Regions from separate parts of the Homo sapiens genome. Here region 2 is linked to region 1. Evidence: read pairs that join two places in POLR2A ChIA-PET (ENCODE). Cell type or tissue: PC-3. All regions are shown on one strand. Each heading gives the region's core, and the rest is flanking DNA. Links, peaks and the distances in the headings are about the cores only.

The links. ChIA-PET counts read pairs that join two places held together with the same protein. Peaks named below come from ENCODE experiments on the same cell type or tissue, not always from the same donor. Only the 100,000 strongest peaks of a DNase experiment are listed, where the experiment ranks them.
Region 2: POLR2A ChIA-PET joins it to region 1 with 20 read pairs; 4 of 35 experiments call an interaction of 5 or more read pairs at or near these places.

What each region holds. Positions count from the first base shown.
Region 1 is chr19:12,898,078-12,906,430 of GRCh38, forward strand. GCDH (glutaryl-CoA dehydrogenase) reads left to right here. Exons shown (of 12, transcript NM_000159.4): 12 at 1,391-1,922. The coding sequence ends at 1,464. It overlaps SYCE2 (synaptonemal complex central element protein 2), which reads right to left. Exons shown (of 6, transcript NM_001105578.2): 3 at 6,415-6,589; 4 at 2,383-2,571; 5 at 1,927-2,043; 6 at 709-1,308. The coding sequence ends at 1,264. Among named protein-coding and RNA genes, the nearest start is that of GCDH, 11 kb to the left of the region's middle. RefSeq lists enhancers at 1,255-2,454, 1,853-2,122 and a silencer at 1,723-1,782. In PC-3, for the core only: no CTCF peak of the experiment used is centred there; no DNase peak of the experiment used is centred there.
Region 2 is chr19:13,035,346-13,051,725 of GRCh38, forward strand. The region is part of intron 2 of NFIX (nuclear factor I X); the gene reads left to right. Among named protein-coding and RNA genes, the nearest start is that of NFIX-AS1, 28 kb to the left of the region's middle. In PC-3, for the core only: no CTCF peak of the experiment used is centred there; a DNase peak (open chromatin) is centred at 9,306; H3K27ac peaks cover 416 bases.

The sequences.
Region 1 (8,353 bases), core at 354-8,353:
GGCCTTGCGAGGGGCTCCCAGCTCTTTCTCCCACATGCTCGGGAGGAGGGATGTTCCTGAGACAGGTAAGCTCCGAAGGCAGCCCAGGGGTGAGGCCCGACTCCTAGCAGGCTGGTGGACGCAAGGGAGTGAGCGAAGCTACACGCAGGAATCAACGCTCCATTTTGTTAAGAGACAAAAGTCATCTTCAGATGACGGTGTTTGCACCCTGTAACTGATGGTGATTTACATGGGGGTCCAGAACCCCTTGCTTGGTGGGAAGACAGATGTGGAAAAAGATACTTAAAAAAAAAAAAAAAGTGCAAACCCAGCATGCGCTATGTAGAAATAGAGGGAGGTATGAGGACCCCCCGGGCAGAGATGCTTCCAGACAGAGAGAACAGCAAATGCAGGAGGGGTGCCTTCCCTGCGCACCTTGCAACCCCAGATCTTGTCTCTATCTGGCATCTGGGGGGTGGGGGGATCCTACAAATGTGAGAATGACCCTGAGGACAAGCAGCGGGCGCCATGAGATGGTTTTATGCAGAGAAGGGATGAGTCAGATTTGGTGCTTTAGGGGCTCGGCGCAGTGGCTCACACCTGTAATCCCAGCGCTTTGGGAGGCTAAGGCAGGAGGATTGCTTGAGCCCAGGAGTTAGAAGTTATGATGAGCTATGATCACCCCACTGCACTCCAGCCTGGGTGACAGAGTGAGACCCTATCTATATTTAAAAAAAATAGGTTTGTACTTTAGGAAGTAAACAGAATTGGCTCTAAAAAGGAGGCTACAATCTGCCTTCTGCTTCAAGGAGCTGGGGAGGAGCAAAGGATGAGACACCAGGGCATGGGGTGTGGGATTCTCTGGGAGAGGCGGCTTCAGATGGGCAGAGGTCAGCTGAGGCAAGTGACTGCTCTTCCGATGTGCTGTCCCTCCTATCCCTCCCGAGGGTAAGAAAGGGCTTGCTGTGTTTCCTTGGAGCTCAGGGGTGCTTTCAGCCTCTGTGGCAAGGAAGCGTGGCCAGGTTGAAAATCAAACATTTAATAAACTGTGGGGCTGGGGGTGGGGAGAACTTGCCAAGGGTGGGGAGCACGAAGCCTGGGCCTATGGCAGGGGCTGGACTTGCTACATTTTGGGAGTTCAGCACAAGGAGCTTTGGGTTTTTGTTTTTTTCTGCCAAGATGCATTATAGAACCATGAAAAACAATTTCTCAGTGTGGCCCAAATGGTGGCCTCACAGTCTTCTCCTGGAGACTGTCACTAAGGCGTGAGTCTCCCGGCAGCTGTCAGCATTCACCATCTCTGTTGGTCTGTACTTCTGAAGCAGTGGCCTGGGGATACATGAAAATTGATTTTAAAGGGAAGTTGTGAGCTATGAAAACTCCAAACCGACTCTGTATTAATCTTGTCCAGGTACACATGACATTCACGCCCTGATCCTTGGGAGAGCTATCACGGGAATCCAGGCGTTCACGGCCAGCAAGTGAGCCGCTCCATCAGGGGCCCGAAACTCTCAAGCCCCTTTCTGGAGAGATGCCTGGCTGGACCGTAGGAGCGCTGTGCTCTGAGCTTAGAAAGGGAGGTGGCGGATGGAGTGGGAAGTGAGAGACACTGATTTTTAAATATCAAAATTTCCCTTCTGAAGTCGTTCAGATGTGTTCCTTAAAAAGAAGATGGAATTCTCTGTAGAGCGTCTCAATCCACTTTTAACCATGGATGAGAGCAGACTCCATTTACCCTGAAATAGCAGCTTCTCTTGAGAGGAGAGTGACATGGAAGCAACTCCGTCTGCTGCAGCTGACCCCCTCACACTGAGTTCACAGTGCGCCCTCCCTCCCTCCCATCTGGGGGTAGTGCCTTATGCTGGGTGTTGGAGCAGAGTGAGGGAGAGGAAAATAAAGACCTGCACATCTGACCCCAAGGTGTCAGGCCGGTTTACTGGTAACCACCTGAGAAGTAGTTTCAGCCACAGAAGAAACGAACACGTCTGGGGGCTGTGAGTTGCCGGGACGTGGTGGGGACTTTCCCCTAGAGTGGTCTGGCCCCCATCTGAGTCTTAGGCTCTGCTGTAAAAAAGAAACCCAGGTTAGCAGTGCCGGTCTGTGCCAGGGCTGTGGGCAGAGGGGATGATTTCTGAGTGGCAGGGGTGCAAGGGACTTTGTCCTTTCTGTCACCACAGAGCTGCTCATACAACAGTGGGACATGACAACGGTTTGGCTTCTCAGCTCAGACACACCATGTTATAGGGGATCACAAACAAGATGGTGAGTGCACCAAGGGCTTTGCAGGGACTGTGGCCTGGCGGGGTCAGGGCTGGGTGCCTGGTTTCTGTTCACATTTACTCTTGGCTGGGCCATCCCTGTCCTCTTCCTCAGGCAGCGCCCCCCCTGTGAGTTTACTCATACCTCAGGCTGGAGACACAGGTCTTTGTACACAGTCTCCACGCTGTGGCAGACTTGTTTGAGCTCTGTCTCCAAATGGCTGATCTTTGCCATTTTCTGGGTGAACTCTTGGAGCTTTTCCTGGATGATCTTGTTGTGGTCATTATAAATCTGATAGATCCTCTCCTCTAATTTCTCTGTCAGATCCGAAACCTGTTAAACAATAAGATGTGTTCTCGGAAAATCAAACAAGAGGTATCACAAGACATCTGTGTTAAGTGGGTTTCTTAGATTTCTGCAATTTATCTTATGAAAATGACAAAATAGGCTGGGCACGGTGGCTCATGCCTGTAACCCCAGCACTTTGGTAGGCCAAGGTGGGTGGATTACTTGAGGCCAGGAGTTCAAGACCAACCTGGCCAACATGGTGAAAACCCATCTCTATTAAAAATATAAAAGCTAGGACGGGTGTGGTGGCTCACGCCTGTAATCCTAACACTTTGGGAGGCCGAGGCGGGCGGATCACGAGGTCAGGAGATCGAGACCACTGTGAAACCCCGTCTCTACTAAAAATACAAAAAAATTTAGCCGGGCGAGGTGGCGGGCGCCTGTAGTCCCAGCTACTTGGGAGGCTGAGGCAGGAGAATGGCGTGAACCCGGGCGGCGGAGCTTGCAGTGAGCTGAGATCGCGCCACTGCACTCCAGCCTGGGCTACAGAGCAAGACTCCATCTCAAAATAAATAAATAAATAAATAAATAAATAAATAAATAAATACACAAATACATAAAAACTAACTGGGCATGGTGGTGTGCACCTGTAATCCCAGCTACTCGGGAGGCTGAGACAGGAGAATTGCTTGAACCTGGGAGGTGGAGGTTGCAGTGAACCAAGATGATGCCATTGCACTCTAACCTGGGCAACAAGAGCAAAACTCCGTCTCAAAAAAAAAAAAATTAGCAAGGCATAGGTGACGCGCACTTGCAGTCCCAGCTACTCGGAAGGCTGAGGCAGGAGGATCACTTGAGCCCAGGAGTTGGAGGCTACAGTGAGTCATGATCACACTACTGCACTCCAGCCTGAGAGACCCTACCTCAAAAGAAGAAAAGAAAAACACCAAAAACTAAAACCCAGTGCAGTGACTGGGGGTCAGATTGCCTATATTTTAAATTTTTTTGCTTTTTTTGTTTTGTTTTCTTGCGGCGGAGTTTCGCTCTCATTGCCCAAGCTGGAGTTCAATGGCATGATCTTGGCTCACTGCAACCTCCGCCTCCTGGGTTCAAGCGATTCTCCTGCCTCAGCCTCCCGAGTAGCTGGGATTACAGGCGAGCGCCACCACACCCAGCTAACTTTTTGTATTTTTAGTAGAAACGGGGTTTCACCATGTTAGCCAGGCTGGTCTCCAACTCCTGACCTCAGGAGATCCCCACCTTCAGCCTCCCAAAGTGCTGGGATTACAGGCATGAGCCACTGCACCTGGCCTGTTAAATTTTTTTAAGAGGCAAAAGTATATACAGTCGTGTGCTGCATAATGACATTTTGGTCAATGTCAGACTGTATATACAATGATGGCCCATAAGAGTATAATGCCATATTTTTACTGTACCTTTTCTATGTTTATATATATTTAGATACACAAATACTTACCATCATGTTATAAGTGCCTACAGTATTCAGTATGGTAACATGCTGTGTGCAGGTTTGTAGCTTAGGAGCAATAGGCTCTTCCACGTAGCCTAGGTGTGTAGTAGACTATACCATCTAGGTTTGTGTAAATTCAATCTATGATGTTCAGATGATGACAGTGTCACCTAGGGATGCATGTCACAAAACTGTACAGTACAAGCTCAGCCAGGTTAGGAAGAAAGTACACAGAATAGAAGAGGCATCCAACAAAGTGGCCTCTGGGTGCTGTATCAAAATAAATAAATAAATAAATAAATGTTTTTGTATCTTTTCTACTAGAGGCCAAGGCAGCAGGGTGAGGAGTTCAAGACCAGCCTGGGTAACATAGCAAGATCCCATCTCTACAAAAAAAATGTTTAAAGAAAATTAGCTGGGCATGGTGGTGCACACCTGTAGTCTCAGCTACTTAAGAGGCAGAGGTGGGAGGATCATTTGAGCCCAGGAGTTTGAGGCTCCAGTGAGCTGTGATCGTGCCACTGCTCTGTAAGCCTGGGCAACAGAGTGAGACGCCACCTCTAAAAATATAAATAAATAAATAAAACAAGTGAGCCGGGCATGATGTTGCATGCCTATAGTCTCAAGCTACTCGAGAGGCTGAGGTGAGAAGATTGCTTGAGCCCAGGAGTTCAAGATTGCAGTGACCTATGATTCCACCACTGCACTGCAGTCTGGGCAACAGCAAGGCTTGTCTCAAAAAAAAAGAAAAAGGAAAATAAAGTCAATCTGTCATCAAGACACCTAGAACCAGCAAGCTGTCCCACTCATGTGACCCATTATGTATTTTGTTTGTTTGTTTGTTTGCTGGAATTATAGGCACGTGCTACCATGCCTGGCTAATTTTTTTTTTTTTTTCGAGACAGCCAAGATCGTGCCACTCTACTCCAGCCTGGGCTGGGCAACAGAGCGAGACTCTGTCTCAAAAAAAAAAAAAAAAGAAAAAGAAAAAACCAGAAAGAGGCAGTCTTCTTTTTCTTCTTTTTTTTTTTTTTTGAGATGAAGTCTTGCTCTGTCACCCAGGCTGGAATGCAGTGGCGGGATCTCTGCTCACTGCAAGCTCCGCCTCCCGGGTTCAGGCCATTCTCCTGCCTCAGCCTCCTGAGTAGCTGGGACTACAGGCGCCCGCCACCACGCCCAGCTAATTTTTTGTATTTTTAGTAGAGACAGGGTTTCATCATGTTAACCAGGATGGTCTTGATCTCCTGACCTCGTGATCTGCCCGCCTCGGCCTCCCAAAGTGCTGGGATTACAGGCCTGAGCCACCACGCCCGGCCCTCTTCTTTTTTTTTTTTTGAGACGGAGTCTCACCTGTCACCAGGCTGGAGTGCAGTGGTGCAATCTCGGCTCACTGCAACCTCCGCCTCCCAGGTTCAAGCAATTCTGTCTCATCCTCCCGAGTAGCTGGGACTACAGGCGCGCACCACCATGCCCAGCTAATTTTTGTATTTTTCATAGAGACGGGGTTTCACCATGTTGGCCAGGATGGTCTCCATCTCCTGACCTTGTGATCCCCCTGCCTCAGCCTCCCAAAGTGCTGGGATTATAGGCGTGAGCCACCACACCTGGCCCCTATTTATTTATTTTTGAGACGAAATCTTGCTCTCTAGCCCAGGCTGCAGTGCCGTGCAGAGCCACTGCACTGAGCCAATTTTTTTATTTTTAGTAGAGACGTGGTTTCACCATGTTGGCCAGGCTGGTCTCGAACTCCTGGCCTCAAGTGATCCACCTGCCTCGGCCTTCCAAAGTGCTGGGATTACAGGCGTGAGCCACTGTGCCTGGTCCCCCCATTATATATTCTGAAGAGGCATCAGGTGCAACCATTCATGTAGGACCTGAACATCACACCAGCTTTTGCAAGATGTAAGCCCTGGGCATGTGGAAGAAGCTCCACTCCCCCGTCACAGACCATTCGATGGCTTCTGCAGGACATATGGGTGTGACAATGCAAGTTGTGCCTCAACCCCCTACTCCCGTGGCTGCTCGACCTTGCGTGAAGTAAGAGGGCTGCGTGTTGGAGGCAGGAGGGCATCCAACGCCCCGCTCCCTCAGCCTGGCTCTCTCGTCAGGCAAATCATTCATTTCCAAGCCTTATCTATATCATGGGTCCAATCTCTTCTCTGTAGGACTATTCTAAGGGTAAATTGAGATACAGATGGTCCCAACTTACTACAGTTCAACTTACTACATTTTTGACTTACAGCATTTTCAACTCACAATGGGTTTATTGGGACGTAGCCCCATCATAAGTGGAGGAGCTCCTGTGCTGTGTGTGAATGGCCTAGCACCGTGCCTGGTGTACAACAGACACCATCAGTGGTTCATTCCCTCCCCTTTTGCATAAGGAATCCCCCCTCTCGCTGGGTGGAGTCTGTCACCTTGGTCTTCAGGCTGTTCCTGAAGTTGGTCATGAGTGCATGGTCCTTTTGCCGGCTCTTGTTGATGTTTTCGATCAGCTCCTGGGCTCTCTTCTGCAGGATGTCAATGCTTGAGTCCAGAGAGGAGAAGTAGAGTCCCGACTTCCCTTCCAGGACCGTCAGCTGGCAACTGGCACTGGAGGTGGCGACACAAGGGCAAGAAACCTGACTTCTCAGAGTACAGGAAGCGGCCAGGTGTAGTCGCTCATGCCTGTAATCTCAGCACTTTGTAGGCCGAGGTGGGCGGATCACAAGGTCAGGAGTTCGAGACCAGCCTGGCAACATGGTGAAACCTCGTCTCTAGTAAAAACAAAAAAACAAAAAATTAGCCAGGCACGGTGGCACGTGCCTGTAGTCCCAGCTACTTGGGAGGCTGAGGCAGGAGAATTGCTTGAACCCAGGGGATGAAGTTGCAGTGAGCCGAGATCACGCCACTGTACTCCAGCCTGGGTGACAGAGCGAGACTCCGTCTAAAAAAAAAAAAAGGACAGGATGCTGAGATCAGCACCAGACTCTTCCAAGAGCGGCTGATCTGAGAGAGATCAGGTGGGAGGGGACCCGCGTTGTTGCCTTCCATGGGTGACACGAGGCATGCTTCCTAGGTTATTCCATTCACACACACGCCCTGAATGATGAGAATGGCACCCCCATTTTATAGCTGAGAAAACAGACCAAGAGGCACGACTAAATATGCCCAAGGTTCCAGACCAAGGAGGTCTGTCTGTCCCCAAAGCCCACTGTTATTTTATGACACCAACTTGCTTCTTTGGAATTTTGGAATACCAATAATAGTGTCAATGCTTTCTTTCTTTTTTTTTTGAGACGGAGTCTCACTCTGTCGCCCAGGCTGGAGTGCAGTGGCGCGATCTCGGCTCACTGCAAGCTCCACCTCCCGGGTTCATGCCATTCTCCTGGCTCAGCCTCCTGAGTAGCTGGGACTACAGGCGCCCGCCACCACGTCCAGCTAATTTTTTGTATTTTTAGTAGAGACGGGGTTTCACCGTGTTAGCCAGGATGGTCTCCATCTCCTGACCTCGTGATCCGCCCGCCTCAGCCTCCCAAACTGCTGGGATTACAGGCGTGAGCCACCGCGCCCAGCCCAATGCTTTCTTTCTTATTTTCTTTTTTTTTATAGAGACAGGTCTTTCTCTGTTGCCCAGGCTGGAGTGCAGTGGCACAATCATAGCTCACTGCAGTGTCAGCTTCAAGTGATCCTCCCACCTCAGCCTCCTGAATAGGTGGGACTACAAGCATGTGCTACCATGCACAGCTAATTTTTAAAATTTTTAAATAGAGACTGGGCTTCACTATGTTATTCAGGCTGCTCTCAAACTTCTGGCCTCCCAAAATGTTGGGATTACAGGCATGAGCCACTGCGCCTGACTGATGCAATCAGCAATCTCCTGCAACCTCTGTCTCCTAGGTTCAAGCCATTCTTCTGCCTCAGCCTCCCGAGTAGCTGGAATTACAGGTGCACACCACTACACCCAGGTAATTTTTGTGTTTTTAGTAGAGACAGGGTTTCACCATATTGGCCAGGCTGGTCTCGAACTCCTGACAAGTGATCCTCCTGCCTCGGCCTCCAAAAGTGCTGGGATTACAGGCGTGAGCCACTGCGCCCAGCCTGATGCTTTCTTAAGTGACCTTCCTGTCATTAACCTGCTGCATCCCTTTCCCAACCTACTGGGTGATGTTGACCGCCTGGGGCTACAGTGTACCTGCACCTCCTTGCTCCCACCAGGTGAGGTGAATACCTGTTGAATTATATTTAAAGAGCATTTAAAGAAATGCGCACACACAAAAAGTTGTTGGTCCCATGTTGTACATGTAACTGTAATTATGTAATTCAAATATTGTGTTAACAAGTGAAATAGTGGCAGAAGAGTGACAGCTATCTAAA
Region 2 (16,380 bases), core at 4,675-12,674, 140 kb after region 1:
CCTGCCTCCAAGTCCCCTACTGAGTTATTCCTCTCTGATTTTTTGCATAGTGGTCTCTGTGTGCTGGGGCTGCTGATCTGGGGAACAGGACAGGGGATCTGCTACTGGGCTGACCCAGGCCTGTGCAGCAACCGGTAATCCTGTCAGGCCCGTATCAGACCCCAAAGAACAGCAGACGTTTGTTTCTGCAGCATGAGACACGGAGACCAGAACTGTTGTCTGGGTCTTAGTACTACTCTTTTTAAATGATTTGATTTTTTTTTTTTATTATAGTAGTAAAACACATTCTTTGTAAAAATTTAACAATAGAGAATGTGAGAGACAGACAGGTTCCCCAAACTACTGTCCTGTGCCTGAGACAACTTCACTTCGCAGATCCATGTTAGTTCTTCGAATTTTTTTCATCAATTCATATATCAAGTAACTTTTAAATATAGAGGTATCTATTTTAAGAGCAGATGGTATGTTTGGGCTAATTGAATTGGCTCCGTCAAGTGCCATTGTGGTCTTAACTCTTCCCACCCGCTGCCTTTTGTACCCTTGCCCGCATCATCCCAAGTGCAGAGCCAATGTCCCTGTCTTCTTTTCCCTGAGGTGACAGTTTCAGCGTGTCATTCCTGGGAGGAGTGACCAACAGGGCATGTACTGGTGTCTGAGTGGTTAGGATCCCACTCTGGGGGATTCCTGCTGGTGGTATAACCCCGACCACAGAAGTCAGGGCCTAAGCCTCAGCCTGCCCTGAGATCCCCACCAAGGGGGCTGCGGCTGGAGGGAGGGGCCCCTGGGAAGTATCCTGCTTGGCTGCACCTGGCTTGGCCTCTGGAGTCGACTTCCCAAGTCTCCTAGGAAGGCGAGGGCTCTCCTTCGTGTGGAGTAGACCCTTCGCCAACTGGCCTGGCGTGTCCGGGAGGCTTCCTTTCTTAAAATGGGGGGATGAAGCGTCAGTCATGCTTCCAGGATTTATTTCATCATAATTGTTTGTTTTGGGTTTAACAATACAGCAGGGAGAAGAGTGGCAGAGGAAGAAGAGCGTCCTCTCCAGGCCAGGGGTGGGGCTGTGGAAATGAGAAACCGGACGAGACAGAGAGGGAATCCAGAGAGGGCTTTGCGGTTGAGTCTGCCAGTCTGGAGAAGGCTGCTCTCCAGACAGCTGAGAGTAGGGTGACACCTGGTGACTCTTGTGGACTGGGCGGAGCTGTGTGGAGCGATCGGGAGATCCCCGGAGGCGACCTGCAGGAGGCCAGCCGAGTGCAGCCCTTGGGGAGTGTGTCCTTATTATGCCTGCAGATTATATCCCCATTAGCGCATAATTATTATATAATGGGCGTTATTGCATAATGGCAGTTATATAACAGGTGGCCCAGAATACAGACAGGGGGTGTAATAAGTGTATATCCTCTGGCTATAAATAGCCACCAGCCCCACACCAAATATGTGGTCACACCAGAGCCACCTTATAAATACCCGTGCTGGGCTATAAATTTCTGAGCAGTGACGTCAGCGGGCATGGTACCTAGTTAGGGGGTGGTAGGAGGGACCTGCGGCCCCACCCGGACACATGACATCATTGTTTCCTTAGTAACAGGAATGCTCCCGGGGGACCAAGTGAAGAAAGGCCTTTAAAGGGAGGAGGCAAATGGATAGGAAGCTTGAGTTGGGGGTGGGTGCTAAGCCTGGGCTGAACAGGGTGAGGTCTCCTGGGCAGAGTCCTTAATGGGTGAGACAGGCCATCTGCCCTTGGGTATTTGACCCAACGGGAAGCAAGGCAGTAGACTCCGTTTCCTTTCATCTTTAGGGGGTCTCAAGTCCCCTTTCCTGTGTGTAGCAGATTCTGCCAGCCTTGGCTGTGTGTCAGGGAGAAGAGGGGAGCTACAGAGTCTTCCCTGTCCTTCTCTCTCCCAGGTGACCTCTACAGGGCTCTGGGGCCACTTGCTTAAGGGAGACCCGACTTCTGCACCCGGTCATATCCTCCCCAGGGCATGACCACTTCCCCTACCAGACGTAGTAGGCCAGTTTCAGCCTTAGTAATCTAAGAAATATGTGAGCAATTTGATGCGGATCTCAGAGAGCCTCGTGGAAGTAATGGCGCTGAGAGATGGCGCCTGGGGAAGAAAGAGGAGACAAGGATAGTATTCTGGCCCCAGAAGAAACTATGAGGTGGGATATAATCTTTTTAGGTGTATGGGAGATTGCTTCATATAGGGTGGGGAAGAACTAGTCTTCATAGCCCTGAGCATAGAGGAGGAAATTTGCCTTTGGCAGATGAGGGGATTGGAAGAAGGCTGGATGACCAACTCGTCCTGGTTTGCTCAGAGTTTCACAGCCCCTCACCTCGGTAAACCCCTCAGTCTCCAGCAAACTGGGATTGTTGGTCACCCTAGAACAGTGATTTTCAACCAAGGGCAATTTTGTCCCGCAGGGAACATTTGGCAATGTCTGTGAACACTTTTGGTTGTCACAGTTGTGGGGGGAGGGTGCTATTGGAATCTAGTGGGAAGAGTCTACTGCATATGACAGTCCCCCAGGAACAAAGAATCATCTCGCCCCCAAACGTCACAAGTGCGGAGGTGGAGAAACCCAGCCTTAGAGGGAGAATAAGCAGACCCTGCTGTGCGTGGTCTCTCCTCAGGACGCCTCTTGCCTCTGCTAGCAGAGTGGGCTGCTTGGCTGCCTTCCTGAATTTCTTGCAGCTCTTGTTTTCTGTGCTTTGATTGGTTGTGTTTAGGGTTCTGTGGCCTGGAAACCTTTTCTAGGAAATCGTGTGGCTTCTGAGAGGGTCTTTCCCATCTCAAAGCTCAGAGACCCTTTGAGACAGTGCCATCTCAAAGTGAGACAGTGCTGACAGCAAGCCCTGCCAGGCAGTATGGTATTGGTGTGGATCCTTCATCTGTTATTTAAAAAAGAATGGAAAAATCATCAAATACCTATCCCTTATTGCCTACCAAAGAGTTTCTAAAAGGCAAAGCCTGCCTGTTTTCCCTGCCTTTCAGGTCACCTCTTCCCATATAGACCTGAACAGGCCACTGCGGCTCCTGGGGCTTCCTGAGCGTAGCAGTCCCAGGGTGAGAACTCACTTCCATAAAAGCCAGTTTCCCAGACCCAGTGACCAGGGCTGGACTCTGCCACCCAAAGAAGCTTCCCAAATGAAACAAATGAGGCAGGAGCAGGAGAGAGCCAAATCCTATTCTGGCACATGGAGTTTACAGAAATCTAGGTTCTAAGTGTTCTCATGTCATTTATAGAAGTTTCCGTTTAGCCCGGCATATGTGAAATGTAATCATGAAAGCATAGCAGACACTGTTTTTCACCTGCCTTTAGTGCCTGTTTAGTTTACTACCTGGCTGCAGTTGACTTGGCGCCCTCTGGCCTTGACCACATGCATAGCGTGGCCAACTGGGTCATCGTTTCTGCTGGCCTCGGACAGGGCCCACAGATGAAGGCCAGGATGGTGGTGGTGGCGCAGTGGTCTGGTCTGCACCAGAGATTTGGCCAGAGAGAGGGGATCAGCTGGGCTGTGGGCTACCCGTTGTGTGTGTCAGGCCCAACTTTTGAGTTTGGACTTGAGATTGAGGCAGCTAATAAGCGTGGATGGGGAGGAAGGGCCCAAGGGTCTACATGCAAGGTCCTGCCTGCTGTGCCAAAGGGGACTCTGTGGGGAACAGTGCTGGCTCCGAACACAAAGGCCATTGCTCCATGGAGCAATAATCCTCAGGATATTGCCAGCCCAAAAGATATGGCCAAGAGAGAGGCCTCTGCCCTGAGGACAATGGCCAGATTTCTCTCACTTATTTATGGTATCGTGGTTTACAAAGTGGGCCCAGCACACAAATCTCTGGGCATAGTTTCAAATACATGCATTTCTTTTAAATTAAACACCCCCCCCCACACACACACATACACGTGTGTGTGTGTGTGTAGGGTCTGTTCAAGCCCTGCTGCTGCCCAGGAGTGTTCCCAGCCACGTGGGACAGTAACTGAGGATGATGGTACTGAAGCCACTGTCTAATATTAGATTTTGTAACTCAGAGATTCATTAATATAATTACTCAGATGCCAGCCTGGCTTGGCAAGGCCTCTTGAATTGTGTTCCTCTTCAACAAAGTGCTCCGGCTGCAGAAATGCCCCTGGTGAGCCTGAGCTCTGCTACCTTGCCTGTGAATGGGGCAGAAGGCATGTGTTGGCCTCCTCACTGCACCCTGGGAGAGGCAGTGCATCCCCATGGTGGCAAGTCTTGCCTTTACATGTCTTGTCACGAAAACAGGGACCTTGGAGAGTCTGCTGCAGAGGGGAGCAATCTGCTGGGCGAGGCCCCGTTTCTATGCAAGTTGGCCCTGGGCTCAGCTGGGGGCCAGTTTATTTTGCTCCGTTGTGATACTTAGCATGCAGTTTTTAGTTTCTCTTAGGCTGGAATCTTGGAGCTGGGACTGTGTTTTATCCGCCTTTGCATCTGTCTCTCGCGCAGCTTATAGTTTTATACGCTCCATAAACCCATTTTGAATATTGAATTACCTTCAGATGGGAAGCAGCCCATGGCCCATCCTTGAGATGATGTAAAGGCTCACGATGGTATAAAAATCAGAAAGGGGGCTGATGAAGGAAGAGAGCCAAGATGGGAAAGTGGCAGGTGTGCTCTCTGAGTGGGCATTATGAGGGGAGAATCCTGACAGAGGAGGGGCAGTGGAAGCTTCCAGAATGCTGGAAGGAGTGTGGCAGGCAAGTGAGAAGCTGTGGGTTAATGGGTTCAAAGAGACTTGGTTTTTCAAAATACTTGTTTTTATTTTATGTGAATGAGCTCTCAGGAAAATGGGGAAGGAGCAGCCTTCTTCTCAGCCCCTTCCTTCACCCCTGCCCCCGCTGAGTACCTTGTTACAGGGGCTACTGCTTGGTGGGCTCAGCCCACCCCACCCTCTCATAGGCCTTTTCTTGGTCTCCTTGGCTGTCCCTGCTAAATAGTCATCTTTGGGGACATCCTCCCTTTTGGCCACAAAGCACACAGCCCCCCAGAGGCCATGTCCTCTCCAGACTTGGTCTGCGGAGCAGCCAAACTCACTCGTGACAGGGTCTCTTCCCGTGCCAGATCTTCCCTGCCACGCTAGCCTGGTGGATGCCCTGCGGCAGGGATTGGCAGGGATCAGTCCTGGGCCCACTGGGATTGCTTGCCTTTTGCTCTGAGGCTTTTCCTCGCCTCCCTCCCTCTCCTCAGGAGCCCTGGCCTCCAGGCTCCTTGTATGGACAGACTCATGGCTGCTATTCCTGCCCTCCATCTCCTGGAGACCCCTTCAGTCTGGGCCTCTCGGGTCAGAGATGACTGCCGTCCTCCAGCTGGTACATGTGCTTGCGGCTCTGGTAGCTGGGTTTGGTTATTAACAATGAATTATTAAAGGAATGTGAATAGGGAGGGAGGTTTGTCTTTCACACACTCGCGCACACACACAGCCACTTCTCGAAGCAGATCTTAAAGTTGATTCTGCTGCCGCTGCTGTACCTTTGCTTGCCTCGGATCTTAGAACTGTTTCCAGTAGTTTTTGAGTGAATTCCGAGCACTCCACTTTCTACCTTAAGACTCTCTAGATAGCTCCTTCCTCCTCTCTCACCTGGTCCTAAACCTCTTTCCTCTGGCCCCATGTGCCAGTTCTTGACTTTCTCTGAGACCGGTTTTCCCCTCTGAAGTCCTCCTTGTTCAGTGGAAAGGTAGCTAGAGGCCCACCAGGCACCCGGTCTTGGTAGTGTCACATGCCACAGCATGACAGTAACATGAGGACATTTCCCTCCTTGCTACCACTCTTTGGGCTGGAGTCCACTTGAGCATGAAAGTTCAGGAGGCCAAGCCTGCCTCTCACAAACTCTGGACACACAGGGGCTTAGTTTCACGATCAGCTGATTATGTTGTTCTATGATTTGGGGAGTGTGCCTGGTACGTACAGTCCCTCATCTGTCCACTGTTTTAAAAAGGTTATTTTTCTTATTATAAGACTACTGTACATTCATAATAAAAATACAAAATTAGCATGAAGTCAGGGGGTGGAAATTAAAATTATACAATTATGCCACTGAAATAACTGCTATTAACTTTTGTTGCATTTTCCCTTACTTATTCATGCACATATTTTATTTTTTACTGGAATTTATAGTATAGACACTTAGGGATGCTGCTTTTAAAATTTAATACTGCAGGGCGCAGTGGCTCATGCCTATAATCCCAGCACTTTGGGAGGCCGAGGCAGGCAGATCACGAGATCAGGAGTTCAAGACCAGCCTGACCAACACGGTGAAACCCCGTCTCTACTAAAAATACAAAATTAGCCAGGCATGGAGGCACATGCCTGTAATCTCAGCTGCTCAGGAGGCTGAGGCAGGAGAATCACTTGAACCCGGGAGGCAGAGGTTGCAGTCAGCCGAGATCGTGCCACTGCACTCCAGCCTGGGCAACAGAGCCAGACTCCGTCTCAAAAAAAAAAAAAAAAATCAGTACCATTGTGTATTCTACTATGTCGCTATTTTTCAAAATCTAATTTTTAGTGGTTTAGCATCTTTTCTTTTTCTTGTTTGTTTGTTTGTTTGTTAGTTTTTGAGATGGAGTCTCGCTCTGTCGCCCAGGCTGGAGTGCAGTGGCGCAATCTCAGGTCGCTGCAAGTTCCGCCTCCCAGATTCACGCCATTCTGCTGCCTCAGCCTCCCGAGTAGCTGGGACTACAGGCGCCTGCCACCACACCTGGCTAATTTTTTTTTTTTTTTGTATTTTTAGTAGAGACAGGGTTTCACCATGTTAGCCAGGATGGTCTTGATCTCCTGACCTCGTGATCCGCCTGCCTTGGCCTCCCAAAGTGCTGGGATTACAGGCATGAGCCACTGCGCCTGGCCTTAGCATCTTTTCTTGTTAGCTGCATTACCCCTAAATTGTCAACTTTTCTAATGACTTCTGTCCCCTATTCCCTTTTGAAAATGAGAAATTACCTCTTATTATAAGTGTAATAGGTGCTTACTGAAAAATAAAAACATGCTTTTACATGCTTTTTTTTTTTTTTTTTTTTGGAGACAGAGTCGCTGTCACCCAAGCTGGAGTGCAGTGGCACTATCTCAGCTCACTGCAACCTCTACCTCCAGGGTTCAAGCAATTCTCATGCCTCAGCTTCAGGAGAAGCTGGGTTTACAGGTGTGCGCCACCACACCTGGCTATTTTTTTGTGTGTTTTTAGTAGAGACGGGATTTCGCCATGTTGGCCAGCCTGGTCTTGAACTCCTGGCTGCAAGTGATCTTTCCGCCTCAGCCTTCCAAGTGCTGATATTACAGGAGTGAGCCACCATGCCTGGCCTGAAAAAGAAAAACATGCTTTTAAACAGCTTCATGAGATTTCATCATGCCAGAGCTGATGTAAACCCCACCCCCACCCCCACTGAGGCCTTTGAGTTGTGTTGCGTTCATCCCCATTGTAAATTCTGCTGGGATGGACATCCTATTACACCAAGCTTTGTAGCTGTATTTGTTACCTTCAGCTAATGCTTCCTAGCAGTTGAATTACTAGGCAAAAGGTATGGACTCTCTTGAAGGCTCTTCGTCCATCCTGTTAAATTGCCATCTGGAAACTTGACACCCTCAGGCAGCACGCAAGGATCCATCTCACTCTGTCCCTGTACCCTGATCCTATTCCCCAGAGCCTCAGAAAGATGTTGCCATCATTGTACATATCGTGTACATTGCACATACATGTCATGTCAGGATGCACTTTTACAAGTCAAGTCTCCCATCCCTGTCATAGGTGTATGTCCCGTTCCTGTATTTATTCTCTGCATCAGCTCACACATTCCTTGATGGACACATGGTGTTACCCAGTGTAAAAGCTAATCATGGACATCAGCCCACATTCTCACACCCTCCAATCCATGTTTTTATGAATCTGAGGTGCCCCCTTCCAGGCCTCTGCAGCCACTTCCTGTTAGCACTGCTAGAAGGGGAGGGACCCTTGGGGGTCACCGTGGCATGGCAGTTTCCTCTCAGCTTCTGGCCTTGGGACTGCAGAAGTGGCTCTTGAGACTGTCTGGTGGTGAGCAGGTGCTGGCCATGGTATCTTAATGGCAGCAGCCCCCAGGTCCACTTCTGAGGTGCAAGCCCATGCTGGCCGCCAGCACGTGCCAGAGAGCTCCTGAGGAAGCAGCTGCTGCTGACACCTGAGGCCAGCTGCGCAGTCTGCCACAAGGCCCCTGGGGCTGCCAAGGTCGCACATGTCCTCCCAGGACTTGAAGGGGGACCAGGGGAGGGTGAGCTGTTGCTGTGGACTGTGGACTTTGACATCACTCATAGACACCCCCTCTCTCACCCTTGCATCCCAGACAGTGTCCCCCAGGGCCATGCAGGCAGGGACACACAGCCCCCTTGTGCCCTGCCCCAAGTCCCTGTGTGTAAGTGAGCATGCTCTCATCAGACTTGGTCCCCACTGCCATGGCACTCTTATCTGTGTGCCTGAATATGCATGCTTATTCATCTCGAAAACTGGGCCGTAGGGCCAGGTGTGGTGGCTCATACCTGTAATTCTAGCACTTTGGGAGGCCGATGTGGGAGGATCATTTGAGCCCAGGAGTTCGAGCCTGGGCCACGTAGCAAGACCCCCATCTCTATAAAATAAAATTTAAAAAAAAAGAAAAAAGAGAAAATCGGGCCTTATATCATTTTCTACATCCTATTCGGCCCATGGAAGCGTAAGTGTCTTCAGCCTCTGTTGACCCTTGTCCCCCACCCTTTCTCTGTGATACTCCACCTTACCCAGAACCTGACTGTCCTCAGGCCCTGGGTAGTGGGAGCTGCCTCAAGACTCCTGAGGCCCCACAAGAGGCTTTTGAATTGCAGCAGTGGATGTGGGTAGTTGTGTAGGACAGAGGGAGGCGACAGCATCGTTTCTCCCCTTTCTTCCTTCAGCTGGGGCTGTGGCATGGCAGTGTGGGCCATCCAGTGTCTAGAGGGCTTGTGGCCACGCAGTCGTGGGTGGGATGCATATGTTCATGAGGTTTGCTCTGTTCTTTCCTCTGCAGGGTGTTCAGGATGTGCTAACCTGCGGGTGTCTGTGTGGGTGTCTGAGTGTCAGGAGGTGGGTGTCTGTGTACAAGTATGGGTTGGGGTGTGTGTGTATAAATGTCAGCTTAATTCACACCCCAACAACGTAAGAGGAAACTTCTCAGTCATGAGGTTCAAGTTCTTGTTACTCCTATGAGCTGTAGTAGGAGTGCAGTGAGTAGGGGGCACAGCAGGTATGTAACCCCTGGGCCCAACTCCAACCTGGCCCCTGTGGCTTGTAGCTTCTGAGTCAGAGGGCGTGCATGCTTGTGAGAAGTGTCAGGCCTTTCCCGTTCGCTCAGCAGCTGAGCAGTTCCTTTCTGGGGTTCTTTGTGAACCTGCCTCGCTATTAATCTACCTGTTAGTAAAAGAGATTACAATTGTCGTAATTACAGGGCGCTGCGTCTCCACCGTCAGGACTGAGCTGAGTGAGAGGCAAGGGATGGGAGGAACCCAGCCCCACAGGAAGCTGCTATTAAAAGCCCTCTGTTTGGATATGGCACAAAGACAACAACCCTTCCCGGGGGCTAAGGAGATCTGGGACAAGAGGCAGGTCAGGTTCCGGGGGTGAGGAGTGGGCTAAGGTCCCACTGCAGGCTGTGGGATGACACGGGATGACTGCAGTACTGAGGATGGTGAGAACAGCGGTGGCCCGCCGGCAGCTCAGATACCTGGGAGCAGCACAGGGCTCAGCACCCTGACCACATGGGCTCCATGCTGAAGGCTGCTTTACTTCTGGACAGGCCTTCACCTGCATAGAATGGAAGAGACCTGGTGGCACTTGTCATGGTGAGACAGTGGCTCTCTTCTGAGGGAGCTCCACAGCCACCATGGATTTAGGTGGACAAACAGTGGTATCCTGGTCTGTGGCTAGCATGGGCCCCAGAGCTGTGTGTGATGCATGTGTTCCTGATAGCACAGGGGTTCTCAGTGAGGGTGGTTCTGCCCCTAGGGTATATTTGGTAGTGGCTGAAAACAGTTTTGGTTGTCACTACTTGGGATGGGGTTGCTACTGGCATCTCGTGGGTGGAGGCTGGGATGCTGCTAGCTGTCCTACACTGCACAAGACGACCCCCCATAGAAGACAGTATCTAGCCCCAGCATGAGGGGTAATGAGGTTGAGAAACCCTGACTGAGGCCAAGGAAAGGAACGGCAGCAGGGCAAGCCAGGCCCAAGGAGGGCTCTAAGAACTCCCTGATGCTGAGTCTGGAGACCTTGGCCCACGGTGCTCAGCAGTCTGTTGCCAGGGAGGTAGGAGAGAGGGGCAGCAGGCACACTGGGTTGACAACTGCACTGTGTTGACCCCATGGCGGGCATCAGGGGACCACAGGCTGTGGTTGCGCCTGTCCGTTCTCCCTCCCTTTTCTCGTAGGCTTCTTCCTCCTCCAGTGCAAGAGCTGGATCCAGGATTGGAGAATTTGCTCTTGCCCACCTCTCCATGTCCTCGTTGCCGACTGAGGCACCTGGGAGTGAGGGGCTTGGACATTCTTCCTCAGCTTGAGCCCCATGGACCCCTCCAGGTGGGAGGAGTCCAGAGGAAGATACGCAGAAATAGGAAGGGCTGACACTCTCCAGCTTCCATCTTGCAAGGACACAGGCCCCACCCTGGCTTCTCCCCAACACACATCTGGCCTGGTTTCTGCTCTGAGAAATGGAGCTGGGTGGGGCAGAGGCCTGGCAAGTAAACCTGGATGGAGTGTAGGAAGCCTCCTTCCACCATTCATTCCTGTTGACCAAAGGGGCATCCCTGCAGGCACTCCTGCCTCCTTTTCCACTTTTGTTTTCAACTTTGACTCCCACTACCAAGGAGTTCTCGGGAAAGAGGGTAGGCCTGTGGGTTAGGAGGGCACCATGGAGGGTAGTCTGTGGGGCTGGGTGAGATGGGTGTGGGAACGCAGCCCTGTGTTTAAGGGTATGTGTGCTGCCTGCTTGCTGTGGGCAGGGTGGCTTCTGATGCCCTCCCAGCCCTTGGGCCACTGTGTCTTGTGTTTTCTGCAGACAAAGCATGGAGATTTTCAGCTGTTGTGAATTCTGCGTTTCACACCGAGTCCCTAATAGTGGAATCGCGTTGCCTTCCCCCCCCCTCTTTTTTTTGCCTTGACAGCTCCAACCTTATAATTTTACCTTCTTTTTCCTTGCATACACTCTTTTTCTTCCCTTTCCCGTTCCTGGGGCTTTTGCCATTCATCGCTGGGGACCCCCTTTAGGAGGGATTGCTCCTGACAAGAGGGGAGGGGCTTCCTGTCAAACATTGGGAGTTGATGTTTTGTTTGGTAAAATGTCTGTAAATAGGCTGTGAGGCAGTCGTTCTACATGGATCCCTGTGTATGCCAGCGTCTTTTTGTGTCTGAGCATGTCTCCAAGCATGTGAATGTCAGGAGCAGAGAGAAAGGGAAGGGAAGAAGAAGGGAGGAGAGAGAAGAGGGATGGTGTTTGGGGGCATTGGGATGGCTCTCTTCCTTCTTGGTCTAAATCACAGAGCCTGATCAGGAGAGGGTCAGAGTTCCAGACTCTTGAAGAGTCAGGAAGAACATCAGAAGTGAAGCTACTGCCATCTGAGGTGGCCCTGGGTTGGCTATTCACAGAGGGCTGGAATGGGATGATGGGGCTGTACTCCCCACTAAGGCTGCCAGATCTGGAACTTGACCTTGAAGTCTAGTTATCCAGGACTCTTAAGGCTCTGAGGGTAGGTTGTAATGGAGACTGTTTCTCCTGCCCAGCATCAACGATGAGCCTTGGATTCTTGGGATCAATATCAGTCTTCCACCGTGAATGGGAAACCCATTTCTCCCTGGAGACAGGTTCCTCTGCAAGACCACTCCCTTATTCTTTTTTCTTTCTTTCTTTCTTTTTTTTTTTAAAGTAGGACGCCTTGTTGCTTTAGATGGACTCCTTTGTTAAGCTTCAGGTAGCTTACCTATCCTATGATTTGATTTACAGCAAACTCACTAAAAACATTGGTCAGTTTGATTTCAAAAACGTGGCCACATCCATTTTCCCGCCATCAGCTTTCCAGACCACAGAATGCTCTGCTTTTGAGCTGCTCCTCAGCTGACACCCTCCTTGAATCCATTTTGAGTTGCTCTTCCCTGGCCCCATTAGAAAATGTCGGCTCTGACTACACCATGCTTGCGAACAAAGGTGCAGAACAATTTTGGCTGCTTCGTCCAGGAAATAAATTCCTCTTCGGTGCCAGAAACCATTGAGTGGTGCCATGTGTTGAGCTCTAGGCCCCAGAACTGTGGGCAGGGTTATTGCTCAGGGTGAGGAGTGTGGAAGCATAGGATAAGGAGGCCATGGGGAGGAGACCCTTGCTTCCCGGACATCCCCACGTACTTTGGGTCAAGAACCTGAGGACTTGCCATGTCCCCTGCTCTCTCTCTCCTGGCTTTCCATCTGCAGTTGCCCATGGTATGGCTGGTCTGTGGACTTGGGGAAGACAGGCCCCTCTCTTTGTCCCATGGTGGCAGCATTCCGGCCCGGTTAATTGCATGCCACCCTTCCCAGGTCCTCTTGTTCCGTCTGCTCGATGAAGGTAAAGGCTGATTTCCCTGGGATCTGCCCATGCTCTGCTTCTCGACCTGTGTTTTCACCTGTAATCAGCAATGCCACTTATCAGTGTCTCTGAACCCTATCTCATTTAAGCCCATGACAGTCCAGTGAACTCGGCACTTTTATAATCCTTGTGTTATGCCTAGAAGCTGGCAGACGGAAGAATCTTGCTCAAGGCCACCCACTAGCGAGCAGCAGCCCTGGGGCCTGTCCCCACCCTGCACATCTGCCCCTCACTGCTGACCACCCTGGCTTATCTCAGGGTCTGATTTCTCCTTGTGAACTCTAAACTCTTCTTTCCAGCTACCAGGCAGATGCCTTGTGGACAGCTTGCCCCCGTATCCACAAGGTACCTCCCAGTACTCCTGGCTGCCCTCTGCTCCCTGCTCCATTCCTTGTCTTGGCTGTGGGCATCACCACCTAGCCAAGCACTTGAGCCCTCACAACCAGACTAACCACAGGCCGGTGAAAGGGCTGAAGCCTCCCTGCCTTTTCACCAGGCTGAGTTTTCAGAACTCAGTGTCTTCTCCTCTCTGTTGTATTTTTTTTTTTTAATTCCCCATCTCCCCAGGTTGGATTTGTCTTTTATTAAGATATAATTCACATAATAAAATTCACTATTTTAAAGTGTACAAGGCCAGGCATGGTGGCTCATGCCTGTAATCCCAGCGTTTTGGGAAGCCGAGGCAGGAGGATTGCTTGAGGCTAGGAGTTCAAGACCAGCCTGGGCAACACAGGGAGACCTCATCTCTGCAAAAAATAAAAAATAAAAAAATTAGCAGTACTTGGATTTGTATTTTATTAAGATTTAAATCACATAATAAAATTCAGTATTTTAAAGTGTACAGGGCCAGGCATGGTGGCTCATGCCTATAATCCCAACATTTTGGGAGGCCAAGGCAGGCAGATCACTTGAAGTCAGGAGTTCGAGACCAGCCTGGCCAGCATGGTGAAACCCTGTCTTTACTAAAAATACAAAAAAAACATTAGCCAAGTGTGGTGATGCAGCCTGTAATCCCAGCTACTCGGGAGGCTGAGGCAGGAGAATCACTTGAGCTCAGGAGGCAGAGGTTGCAGTGAGACAAGATCGCGTCACTGTACCCCAGCCTGGGCGACAGAGCAAGACTCTGTCTAAAAAAAAACAAAACAAAACAAAAATTAGCCATGCACGGTGGTGGCGTGCATTTGTAATCCTAGCTACTTGGGAGGCTGAGGCAGGAGGATTGCTTGAACCCAAGAATTTAAGGTTGCAGCAAGCGATGATCACACTACTGCACTCCAGCCTGGGCAGGCAACAGAGTAAGACTGCCTCTAAAAAAAATAAAAAATAAAAAAATAAACTAAAAATTAAGCATAGGATTCAGTGCCATTTAGTACCTTCACAATGTTGTGTAACCATCACCACCATCTAATTCCAGAACAATTCCATTGCTCCCAAAAGAAACTCCATACCTATTAGTTGTTAGTCCCAATTCCTCATTCCTCCTAGGCCCTGGCAACCGCTAATCTGCTTTGTTTCTATGGATTTGCCTAGTTGTGGATGTTTCATATAAATGAGATCATACACTATGTGGTCTTCATGTCGGGCTTCTTTCACGGAGCATAATGTTTTCAAGGTTCCTATATGTTGTAGCAGCAAGTGTCAGTGGTTCCTTTTTTTTTTTTTTTTGAGACAGAGTCTTACTCTGTCGCCCAGGCTGGAGTGCAGTGGCGCGATCTCTGCTCACTGCAACCTCTGCCTCCTGGGTTCAAGCGATTCTTCTGCCTCGGCCTCCTAAGTAGCTGGGACTACAGGCGCCCGCCACCATGCCCAGCTAATTTTTGTGTTTTTAGTAGAGACAGGGTTTCACCATATTGGCCAGGCTGGTCTCGAACTCCTGATCTCGTGATCCGCTCACCTCGGCCTCCCAAAGTGTTGGGATTACAGGCGAGAGCCACTGCACCCGGCCAGTTCCTTTTTAAGGCCAAATAATATTTAATTGTATGGCTGTGCCACATTTTGTTTATCCATTCATACATTGATGGATATTTGGGCTCTTTCCACTTTGTGGTGTGAGTAATGTTGCAGTAAACATGCATGTACAAGCATTTATGTGGATGTATGTTTTGGATTCTCTAGGGTATATACTTAGGAATTGCCCTGTCCTAGAGTTTCATAACTGCATTCCTTGTGCATCTTGTCTGCCCAGCAGTGCTGTCCCCTTAGTGGGCACCCAGGGTCTCTCTGGGTTGGGCCCCTGCTGACCCTTCCATCACTGCATTTCTTTACTTCTCCTATACTGCATATTCCAGCATTTGGAGCTCTCTATAGCCCCTGAGTGTGCTGTGCTATTCCTGCCTTTGGGCCTCTGCTCATGTGTATCTGGCATGGTCCCTTCCCCTTTTGTCTGACGGCCTCTATCTTTTTACCCCCGGCCTGGCTGTCACCTCCTTGGTGCAGCCTTGTCCCGCATCACTTCTCATCCTCTGAGGCCAGTCCCTCCCTCTGAGGGGGCCTCCATTTTGTCCATTACACACCAGCTTTCAGCTGCAGGGGGGTGTTACCCAGGCAGCTTCTCTGGCTCTGTATCTGTGTGGTTCCTGGCGTCTAGCAGGTGCCAACAAACACATGTGGAATTAACTTTAAGGCACTGCATGTGCTTTTCCAAGTGTGCATGTCACAGATCTGTGTGTGACCCACACAGATTTGTATGTCTGCCCCTGCAGACATACAAATGAATATAGAATCAAGGTGTACCTCCCATTACTCTCTGGACCCCTGGGTGTCGGTGGCCTCATATTTGCTTCTCTGTGACCCAGACAGGACTTGGAGAGCTCTAGAGTGATTCTGAGGAAACCCAGTCCCCTTTAACCCAAACAGGTGACCTAACTGTTCCAGACTACTGGGGAAGCTCTGGTCACAGGGGACATGCGACCTGTCTTTTGGCTCTTTCCCTTCACTCCTCTAAGCATGTGGCTGAGTAGCCTGCAGACAGATGGCCTGTCCCTTCCGTCCTTCCAGACCAGCCCCCTTGGAGATGGCCCTGGGCAGGGAGAAGGCAGGCCCCAAAGCAGCCTCCAGGTCCCGGGAGAAAAGCATAGTTGCTACCCTGGTGTTGTTGGTAATGACTTGGCAGTGGAGGGAGGAGGGTGCATACCTCCAGGAGGATAGTAGCAGGGGAGCCACGGAGTAGCTGCCCCATGGCTTGGGTACTGTGCTGCAGATCTCATCGCTGAAGGTGTGGCTAAGGCTGTCCCACCAGGTGTTTGGGATGCTGTCTGGCCCCTATACCAGCCCCACTCAGGGCCAGAGGGCTCTAAATGAGTCACTCAGCTCTGGCTTTGCCAGGTGGCCCAGGGTAGGGGGATGCCTCAGGTGGGCACATCACGGTGCTGCCAAAGACTCAAGGAGGAAGAGGGGTGTGTCTGGCCACTACCCAGAGCTCACTCAGGGTACTAGGGATGGAAGGGAAGAGGAGGGGAATGCTGTCTGACCTGACAGCATTGCACAAGTCAGCCGTCCTGCAAGGTGGCTCTTTGCTGCTTTTCTTCTCGCTGGTTCTCCCCTGTCCTTCTCTAGCTGGGATTCCAGCTCTAGTCAGCCAGTGACATCTCCCCCGTACCCAGGCCAGTGAGCCAGATTTTTTTCCAAGCCTCAAGTCAGGCAGGTTCGGGGAGGAGACAGCCTCTCAGGCGAGTGAGCTCTAGAGGCCCTTCCTCGGAGAAGCCCAGCCCTCCTCCTCCTCCCTTCTTGGCCCTCTCCTCTCCCTGGGCCTCTTCCCCACGTGGCTCATTACAACTCCA